Regions from separate parts of the Homo sapiens genome. Here region 2 is linked to region 1. A link is an interaction called in ENCODE POLR2A ChIA-PET data of the cell type or tissue named here. Cell type or tissue: OCI-LY7. All regions are shown on one strand. Links, peaks and the distances in the headings refer to the core of each region. The heading gives the core; the rest is flanking DNA. Region 1 has its middle 5.8 kb from the start of LINC01162. Region 2 overlaps SP4 (Sp4 transcription factor).

Evidence for each region. ChIA-PET counts read pairs that join two places held together with the same protein. Peaks named below come from ENCODE experiments on the same cell type or tissue, not always from the same donor. Only the 100,000 strongest peaks of a DNase experiment are listed, where the experiment ranks them.
Region 2: POLR2A ChIA-PET joins it to region 1 with 5 read pairs; 3 of 35 experiments call an interaction of 5 or more read pairs at or near these places.

The regions. Positions count from the first base shown.
Region 1 is chr7:20,826,954-20,832,332 of GRCh38, forward strand. It overlaps the pseudogene RPL23P8. Among named protein-coding and RNA genes, the nearest start is that of LINC01162, 5.8 kb to the right of the region's middle. RefSeq lists an enhancer at 1-1,164. In OCI-LY7, for the core only: no CTCF peak of the experiment used is centred there; a DNase peak (open chromatin) is centred at 2,198.
Region 2 is chr7:21,432,160-21,437,538 of GRCh38, forward strand. The region is part of intron 3 of SP4 (Sp4 transcription factor); the gene reads left to right. Among named protein-coding and RNA genes, the nearest start is that of SP4, 6.8 kb to the left of the region's middle. In OCI-LY7, for the core only: no CTCF peak of the experiment used is centred there; no DNase peak of the experiment used is centred there; H3K4me3 peaks cover 395 bases.

The DNA.
Region 1 (5,379 bases), core at 145-5,144:
AAGGTCAGGCAATATGAACCACTTAAATGAACATTTTAATCTTGAAGTGAGTTTTAATCATATTAGATTGTATAAGTCTTTTTTTCATGAACATGTTGCAAATATTCAGTACTAGAGAATACCGTAGTTTTGAATTTTTAAAGAATATTACTAGACTCGTTACTAGCCACATACTTTTTTTCTCATGAGCCTATTTCTGGTGCTTATACTTTAACAAATTGGCAAAGATATTCAAAGTTCTGAATATGTGGAGTTGCTGATCGTAGAGGTGAGAACTCTATTCTTTTTTTAAAAACAGGATAAATTTGCCTATAATTTGTTTAAGAATAGAGTCAAAATCTATGTCCTTTTTCCTTCTTTCCAGCGTTCAAGATGTGGAAGCGAGGACGTGGTGGGTCCTCTGGTGTGAACTTCCGGATTTCTGTGGGTCTTCCGGTAGGAGCTGTGATCAACTGTGCTGACAACACAGGAGCCAAAAACCTGTATATCATCTCCGTGAAGGGGATCAAGGGACGGCTGAACAGACTTCCCGCTGCTGGTGTGGGTGACATGGGGATGGCTACAGTCAAGAAAGGGAAACTAGAGCTCAGAAAAAAGGTACATCCAGCAGTGGTCATTTGACAATGAAAGTCATACCAGAGAAAAGATGGCGTGTTTCTTTCTTTTGAAGATAATGCAGTGGTCATAGTGGGCAATAAAGGCCAGATGAAAGGTTCTGCCATTACAGGACCAGTAGCAAAGGAGTGTGCAGACTTGTGGCCCCCGGATTGTGTCCGATGCTGGCAGCATTGCGTGATTCTCCAGTATATTTGTAAAAGCAAAACAAAACAAACAAAAAAATTTTAAACCCATTAAAAAGTATTTGTTCCCAGAAAAAAAAAGAGTAGTGTCAAAACACTTTAATAGAAGCCGATTTGTAAATACTTATGTTATTTTAATGTCCTACAAAATTATTTTTGAGGGACTGAGGCAACAGTGAACAGGTAATTGTTAAACCTTCACTATTCATTCAAAAGTAGGAGAGCTCTGGGGCAAGAATGGAGGGGAATTCATGAGTAGCCTACAGCTAAAATAATCCACAGGGAAAAAAACTCTTATCCTAACACCAATAGACATGTTTGTCTATGTGGCATGACCATTTCTCTGAGTTTTTTATCCAAAAGAAGAGTATGTGTTTAAGAAACTGCTCTGTGTGATGATTAAATGATTGTGAGTCCAATGCCTACCTTAAGCAGCGAAAGTGGCCAAGGAAGACATATTTCTTCCTTCATATTCTGCTTCTTTTCAGTGCTCAGGAACTCTGGTCAAAGGAACACCACTAGAAAACACTGAAGGAGGCATGTCAGGTGGTTCTGCTTCTCCATGGCTCCCTACGATGAATGCCTAGAGAGGGTATTGACATGGCAACCTGATGCCAGCACATCTGTCCACAGCTGGTGAGTCTCACACCCTTCAGTCACAGTGAGAGATGTATGATCTGGGCAAAAGCCAAGTCTTCAGGTTAAATCTCTCTCTCATCTCTTTTTTTTTTTTTTTTTTTTTTTGAGATGGAATCTCATTCTGTTGCCCAGGCTGGAGTGCAGTGGTGCAATCTTGGCTCACTGCAACCTCCACCTCCTGGGTTCAAGTGATTCTCCTGCTTCAGCCTCCCAAGTAGCTGGCATTTCAGGCACCTGCCACCATGCCTGGCTAATTTTTGTATTTTTAGTAGAGATGGGGTTTCACCATGTTGGCCAGGCTGGTCTCAAGCTCCTGACCTCAAGTGATCCACCTGCTTTGGCCTCACAAAGTGCTGGGATTACAGGCATGAGCCACCGCACCCAACCTGGTTAATTCTCTTAAGAGCAGCATTCAAAGTGCATTCTTATTTTGTCCTGGCTCTGAATCGACATGGTCAGGATGGAGGCAAACCTTTATGCAGAGCCCCCAGAATTATTAAATGGGACAGGCTCCTAATGGTGAACATACAGGAAGCTGATCCACGTAAGAGCTAACTAATCTTATTGAACAGTCACCTAGCAAACTGTTGGCTCATTTTTAATGGTCTGTTCTATCCCTTTATGCTGATTTGCTTGGAGGTAATAAGGCATAACGGTGTTGATTTAGGGAGCCTCTTGACTACAAATTCATCAGCTTGGTGGCGGTAATTGTCAGAGGCAACAATGGTGTTGTTCAGTGAGTTACACCTGGTCAGCACCTAAGGCTGAGTGTTGCAGCTGAGGTTTGAATCAAATTAGGAGTTTCAGTTCTTCTAGGCTAAAATCTGGTGACAGCCTCCTCCCTTTCTCATTTTATCTTAAATGATTTCTTCCTGGCTCATTCTCTTCTGGCCTCACCACCTTCTTTCTGTTACTTAAATAGGCCAAAATCATTCTTGTCGCAGGTCCTTTGCTCCAGCTGTTTGCATTTCTCCTAGATTTTTCTGTGAGGGGCTGGCTCCATCCTGTCAATAAGCCTAAACTCTAATATCACCTTCTCAGAGAGGTCTTGTGAAATTAGAGTACCATTTCTCTCATCTCTCACTTCAGCTATTATCAAATTGCCCTCTTTTGTTTTCTTCATAGCATTTATCACTCTTTAGAGATTATTATCTTTCCTTTCTCTTTTTCTTTGATGGCATTTTTTTTTTTTTTCTGAGACAGAGTGCTCTGTCACCTGGACTGGAGTGCAGTGGCACAATCTCGGCTCACTGCAACCTCTGTGTTAGGTCCAAATGCCAGGGTCTGGGTTCAGCCCATGCTGAAGTATGAGGGGAGTGGATGGATGGGCAGAAAGAGTACTTGGGGGGCCGTAGGCAGGTGAAATAGAGTTTTATTCAGCAGCTTTCTCATCAGTAGCATACTCACATTAGCTCTCTCACACTGTCCACCATTATCTCAGCTATTTGCTCCAGCTCTGAGACTCCTGCCACCCCCATGCCTGCAGCTGCAGCGGGATCTCCCTTGCCTTCAGGGTCAGCAGCTTAACTCTTTCTCTTTCTGGGTACTAGCACAAACTGTGCTGTGGCTCCCCTGCAGACGGACAGCTTTGGCTCTCTCTCTCTCTTTCTCTGGGTGCCAGCGTGCCTGCCATGTCAAGCCATGTTGAGCTGAGCTGAGCCACAGGAACCAAGCCAAGAGCCCCTGTAGAGCATCAGCAGGACAGTTATACCTCTTACAGACAATAGCGGCTTAGGGCCAAGTATGAACTTACACAGACAGGTTATATAACAAGTGGAGGTGTGCGCCTGTGCACCAGACTCACTGAGTCATGGAGGCCTGACGTCTGCCTTGGCCTATCCTTGACCAAAGCACATCCATGTACCTTACACTCCGCCTCTTGGGTTCAAGCAATTCTCCTGCCTCAGCCTCCCGAGTAGCTGGTATTACAGGCACATACCACCATGTCCCGGCTAATTTTTGTATTTTTAGTAGAGACAGAGTTTTGCCATGTTGGCCAGGCTTGTGTCAAACTACTGACCTCAAGTGATCCATCCACCTCAGCCTCCCAAAGTGTTGGTATTACAGGCGTGAGCCACCATGCCTGGCCTCATGGCATTTTCTATTTGAATTTTAAGTTCCATTTTAAGGTTAGGAGAACTGAACCTTAACACTGTGTCCCATGGACTCAACACAGGACCTGGCTCTTTGAACAAACTTGATAAATATTTGTTTACTGAATGAATAAAAAACATTCCCAGGCATGGTTGCTCATGCCTATAATCCCAGCACTTTGGGAGGCCAAGGTGGGTGGATCACCTGAGGTCAGGAGTTTGAGACCAGCCTGGCCAACATGATGAAACCCTGTCTCTACTAAAAATACAAAAATTAGACTGACGTGGTGGCGCATGCCTCTAGTCCCAGCTACTCGGGAGGCTGAGGCAGGTTCTGCTTCTCCATGGCTCCCTACGATGAATGCCTAGAGAGGGTATTGACATGGCAACCTGATGCCAGCACATCTGTCTACAGCTGGTGAATCTCACACCCTTCAGTCACAGTGAGAGATGTATGATCTGGGCAAAAGCCAAGTCTTCAGGTTAAATCTCTCTCTCTCTCTCCTTTTTTTTTTGAGATGGAATCTCATTCTGTTGCCCAGGCTGGAGTGCAGTGGTGCAATCTTGGCTCACTAAAACCTCCGCCTCCTGGGTTCAAGCGATTCTCCTGCTTGAACCCAGGAGGCAGAGGTTGCAGTGAGCCGAGATCATGCCACTGCACTCCAGCCTCGCCAACAGAGTGAGACTCCATCCCCAAAACAACAACAACAACAAAACATTCACATCCATAGTAACCTTTTAAAGCTCTGGGCCAACACCCCGTCTTTGCTTTCCTCAGCTGCCACACTGAATCATGTATGTTCAAGCCACCCATTTTCCTGACCAAACTAAACTTAATCAAATATGTTAACAGCCTCAGATTTCCCTTCAGATGGTGGTCACCAGCCCAGCCCTGGGTTTTGCAGGTCCATATGCAAATCAGGAGACAGAATCTTGCAGCCGGCCCTGAAGTCTGGGATCTGGAATCCTTTGCTCCCAAATGACCTTGAGACTCTGCAGAGATCTCAGGTCACCATTTTCCACTCCTCTATTAGTCCTAGTTTTTAGGACTATGCCACTGCTTGTTTTCTAACACCCTCCTTCTCTCCAGCCTGGGAACTGAAGGCCTGCCCTTGGCAAGGATCCTGTTCCACATGGACAAAAATGCCTAAATGACAACCATCTGCCATCTACTGGCTCTCTTTCCTTCCCAGCTTTCTCTGCCTACCCCCCACCCCCAACCAAGTTAATTACTGCTTGACAATCCAGAAAGTCCTGGAAGGCTGGAGAAGGCAATGCCACTACACCTCCCTGATCAGGATGGCTTGCCTTTGGAAGAAAGAAAAACAGTGGATAGTTAGTAGCTTCAGCAAGGCTTGAAATTCTTGCTTTGCTATTAGAGTAAGCATTTCTTGTATTTTACATGTTTTATTTCAAATGCAGCATTGGTATGATCAGATAAGCTGACACTGGAATTTCTGATTTTCCCTTTTCCTCTTTCTCTTTTTTTTTTCTTTTTATTGACATCTGTACTTTAAGAATGTAAATGTAGGGATTCTGGTACTTTTCTTAAAATCCAACTTTTCTTGATACCATATCTTGTTTGAAGTATGTAAACAAGCTGTTGTGTTCTCTGGTGCCAAGTGATAGGAAGGAAGAGGGGAAGTTTAGCTTTGTATTCTCCTGGCTCCTCCCCAGTGTATTGCTAGGCAGGCCACAGCTCCTGCTGTGAGGACTTCTGCAGCTATAGCTCCCTGGTACCTCCTCTCCCTCCTGCCCAGTCAGGCCTAGGAGTGGTAATAGTGCCCCACTTTGCTACCCCTAGGGTGCTTCACCCTTCTTGGTTTCTCTTTTCTCTTCCTGCACCT
Region 2 (5,379 bases), core at 319-5,318, 610 kb after region 1:
TTTAATTTAAGTAGCCACATGTGGCTAGTGGCAAGGACAGTCATCTAGTTAGTGTTTCCATTGCGGTACTTTTTCTCCTAAAACTATTACAGCGTAATTACATAAATGTTTCTCTGGATTACAATCCTTAACTTGCTTTATTTCTACTCCTTTGCTAAAAACTTTGACAATAATTGTAGTATTTCAGAAAAGTGTTTTTGGTGGGTTGAATGACAGTTTGCATTGTCAAAGCAGAAGTTACTTCACTTCCATTTCATCTTGCTTATTAAGCATTAGTGAGTTGTGATTAATTAAGAGAATTAACTTATAATTTAGGTTAGAAGTAATCAATTTTTCTGCTCTCTAGTTGATAACTTTTGCAATCCAGAGGTTTTTCCCTTAGCCATTGTGAGGGTAAAGAAATGTTTTGGCCAACCAAACTTAGATTAACTTGAATGGTGCATTAAAATAAACACAGGATCCAGTTTTTGGTACTGTAAGTTTTGAATTGTGGGGGTCAAGGGATTTGCCTTTCAAACAAACTTTCCAGGTGATTGTAAAACTCACTGAAGTGGCTGGGTGTGGTGGCTCATCCCTGTAATCCCAACACTTTGGGAGGCCAGGGTGGGAGGATTGCTTGAGCCCACTAGTTCAAGACCAGCCTGGGCAACATAGGGAGACCCCGTCTCTACAAAAAATTTAAAAAAATTAGCTGGGTGTGGTGGCACACCTGTGGTCTCAGCGTCTTGGGAGGCTGAAGTAGGAGGATCGCTTGTACCCGGGGGATCCAGGCTGCGGTGAGCTGTGATTGCCTCACTGCACTCCCACCTGAGTGACAGAGCGAGACCCTCTCTCAAACAAACAAACTCACTGAAGTTTGAGAATCAAGTGTCTGGTCATCAGCAGTGAACCAGAAGACAGAATATGGAAGCAAGTGGGGGTGTTGAGCTAGTTCGTTTGTGCCTCAGAGAACAGATTTTGGTGGCAACTACAACTTTTTAGTTTTTATTTCACAAGTGTGTATTGAGATGGCTACTGTATGCTGAACACTGCCAATAGGTGTGGTTATTCCTTCATTTTCAGGGATAATTTTTTCACTTAAAGGATTTACATGATTTGGGTGGTTCTGTTTTAAGTAGAGGAGGAAATTTGAACTCTACATAGTTGGATTCTTTTCCCCCTGAAACCAAAGATTTAAAATTTTGTCGATGTTGTTTATGTTCTAATAAATATGCTCAATCCTTTTAAAAAGACAGCAGTCTGACAAAGACCAGAAGTGTACCTTGCTTGATGTCTGCAAGTCAATACAGTTAATCTAGGCCTAGTTTGCAGATTTTACCCCATTGCCTAGCTTAGTAGGTGCTTGACAAATGCTCTTTGAACTAAGGTATAAAAGATGATGGAGAAAATAGCACTTTGTAATTAGGAGTAATGCCTTGGAATGGTTTTAATGAAGCTAATGAAACAACTTTGTTTTCATTAATTTCTTTTGGCTTTGCATTTGTAAGACACTAAGAGTGGGCCGGGTGCAGTGGCACACGCCTGTAATCCCAGTACTTTGGGAGGTCAAGGCAGGTGGATCACCTGAGGTTGGGAGTTCGACACCAGCCTGACCAACATGGAGAAACCCTGTCTCTACTAAAAATACAGAATTAGCTGGGCGTGGTGGCACATGCCCGTAGTCCCAGCTACTCAGGAGGCTGAGGCAGGAGAATCACTTGAACCCAGGAGGTGGAGGTTGTTGCAGTGAGCCGAGATCGCGCCATTGCACTTCAGCCTGGGCAACAAGAACGAAACTCCATCTCAAAAAAAAAAGAAAGAAAAAAAAGACACAAAGAGTGAGACACCAGGAACTTTTCTGTCTTGACAAGGGGGAGAAGGAGCAATAAGTACCCATATCGCCCTTTTATAAATGAGCCCTGAAAGTTCAGATCTTTTACTTTGTGTCCCCATTCATCTGTAAGTACTTTCTTGGTCGGTTCATGTTGTTCCCCAGGAGAATGGTATTGTTTAATTTGTGGGGAAAATTTTGCTCGAAATTTTTATGAGAAGCCTTGAAAAATTAGTAGCTTTGACGGAATGTAATTGCTAGCTCAAGGACAATGAGCTAAAACTCTCCACCATCCACTATTCTCATTTTACTCTTCAGGAGATTAAGGGAAGTCTAGATGACATGAACAGAAAAAAGTAAAATCATACAAGGTAAATCTAATGAAACCAGTACTTGAAGCTGGGGAGCTTCATACTTCGTTTTATGAAATGAGAATGTTAGCAACAACCTAGGGGGATCCTCTTCCCATTAACAACGTGTTCAGTATAATGTGTTTCTGTGCTTTGGTCTCAGCTGTAAATCCTGACCTTCATGCTAAGCATTAGTTAGAATTGTAGTAGGAACTAAATATGTGTATGCTCTGCATACTTTTTGTTTTGTTATTGGGATTCTAAATTTAACTTAAAATTTTTTTACTTTTACTTTTAAAAAAAATAGATTTAGGGGGTACAAGTGCGGTTGTGTTACATGGATATATTGCATAGTGGAGAAGTCTGGGATTTTAGTGTACCCATCACCGAAATAGTGAACCTTGTACCCAACAGGTATTTTTTTCCACCCTCACCCTGCCCTCCACCTTTTGTAGTCCGCAGTGTCTGTTATTCCACCTGTATGTCCATGTGTAATCATTTTTTTTTTTTTTTTAGCTCCCACTTGTAAGTGTGAACGTGCTGAGTTTGACTTCAAAGGAAAAGCAGAAACCTTACTTTAAGCTCAAAGACAACTAATTGTACCTCTGGCTTAAGCTCCTTTATTTTAACTAAGTGAGGAGAGTTAACTACCTGTTTTCACAATGTCTTCTACTAGTCAAAGAGCCCTAAATAAAGTGAATTTCAGGTGTTACATTTCCTTAAAGACTTTAGAGCTATGTAGGAACAATTGATAGCTAAATCTGTAATTAACTTGGAGTGGTCCACAATGTGACTTATTTTTGGCAGTAATCATCATATGTAGTAACAGAGATCATACTGTAGGCCTTTTGATTGATGAATGAATATTTCTTTGTCAATTTTAGTGGAAATTAACAATATTATGCTGGTTCTCCCACAGAGGAAGTTCAGACTTAATAATAAGATACTGCTGACCCTTCAAGAACTTGACTCTCTTACCTAATTTCTTTACTTCTCCAAGGAATTAAAATATGAAACCTGGGGATATAGTATGAAACCAGAAATGGGAGGACCAATTCTTCATTATTGGTAAAAATAGGTACCAAAGAAAATAATTAAAATTTATATTTAATTTTAAAACTGAATTCAATCCAGTAAAATTAACTTCTTACACTGATCTTTTTTTCCAGAGCTACTAAAGGTGGAAAATTGGCTTGAGGTTTAATGCAAATATGGCTTTCCTTTGCCATATATGTTTTATTAATTTGGATTTCCCTAATGGGCATCTGTATATATACATACTCATGTACTCCTGTGTTTGGCTAGTCTTTTTTCAGAGGAGTCAGATTTACTCCAGTAATCTTATTTCTTTAAAATCTTCTAATACTGTTTGTTATAGATTGGAATTCATTATTAGAAACTTAAATCTTGTATTCAATACGAATGACTTAGGTTCTGAACTACCAAGCTGGCTTTACCTATTGAATGATTTTTTCATGGAAGATGAAAAGTACTCAAAGTAGAGCCACATTAATTTTGTAAAAGGGCATTTTTTTTTTTTTTAAGAAGGACTTCAGGATAGATTAGCAAAGGAAAATAGAGTTTTTTGTTTGTTTGCATTTGAGATGGAGTCTCGTTCTGTCGCCCAGGCTGGAGTGCAGTGGCACGATATCTGTTCCAACCTCCACCTCCTGGGTTCAAGTGATTCTCCGGCCTCAGCTCCCCAAGTAGCAGGGACTACAGGCACATGTCACCACGCCTGGCTAATTTTTGTATTTTTAGTAGAGGTGGAGTTTTGCCATGTTGGCCAGGCTGGTCTCGAACTCTTGACCTCAGGTGATCTCCCCACCTCAGCCTCCCAAAGTGCTGGGATTACAGGCATGAGGCACTGTGTCTGGCTGAAAATAGAGTTTTAATCATCTGCTTTTCAAATTCTGAATCGGAATATATAATGAGTAATACTTAGGGAATATTGGGGCAGGCATGAAAGCAGGTTGAGGATATTGGGGCAGGCATGAAAGCACTCACAGCTCTAAATTTACTTAATCAAGAAGGAAGATAGGGAATGGTGCTACGCATAGATCTTGTAGAAATAACAGACTTACAAAATGATAGAATTGTAGGTGGAAAGAATCTTGGAGATTATGGCTCAGCAGTTGTAACCTTTTGATACTGCTGCTAAAGTCTATTTATAAAGGCATTTTGTGTTTTTACTGTTTGAAGTGAAAGCAGAAATATGGGTCGAAGATTCTGCACTGCTACATTAAGTCAATCCTTACACAGTAAGGATTGACAGTAACGGGGGAACCTGGCCTAATATCAGAGTGTACACATATATGTGCTCTTCTGTACTTTTCTGATGCGGATTTGAGTTAAGATTGGCTGTTAAGATTGGATGTTCATAATGCTTGTCATTTTGCTACCTAGTGAAGGAGCAAATTGTGGCAAAGGAAACCTGTTGAACCACAAATTGCTTATTTAAGTGTGTGGTGAGATGAGGGCTTAATGAAATTGTAGTTACTAAGGTAACTTAAAAATAAATGAGCCTCTTTCTCCCACCTTCTTTCCTTAGCCCTATTTTAGAAATGAAGAAATTGAAGCCCAGAAAGGTTAAATGACCCTCTTATATTTGATGGCAAAGTGAGGGCTAGAATCTTGACTTCTCCTCCAGTTGTCTTTCTACTGCATTTTTGGGTTTGCTTTTTGGAAGTCAAGATGATAAAAATGGATGTTATCCTAGGGTCAGAAGGAACTTTCAGATTCAGTTTCAGGCTAGTATCAATAACTTAAAATTTATGCTGCATGGTAAAAAGTGTCAGAAGATTTGGCATGAATAACACCTCAATTTTTTAAAACATTCTTAACTTCAGACAAATGAGCTTGATAACCGTCCTTAGCAAAGTCCTTGAATGAATTATTGAGTAGTTGGCTCTTGAGCATTTTAAAAAAGAACCGAGGAATCACTGGGAGCCACTATGGGTTCACTAAGAAACTAGGTTCATATCTTCTTTCTTTAGGATTTCCAGATGAGTATCCAAAGGAAATAATGTTAACATAATTTATCTTGATTTTAGTATTGATAGTTGTGGCCTCTTTGAAGGCTCATAGCTGGTTGCACAATTGAATGAAAAGTGGTAATTATTATTCACCTCCTTACGAGGTCTCACACTATGGCATGGGGTTCTAATTTTGATGTAGTTTGACATTTTTTTTTCAAATACCAGGTTGAAGGATGGCTGA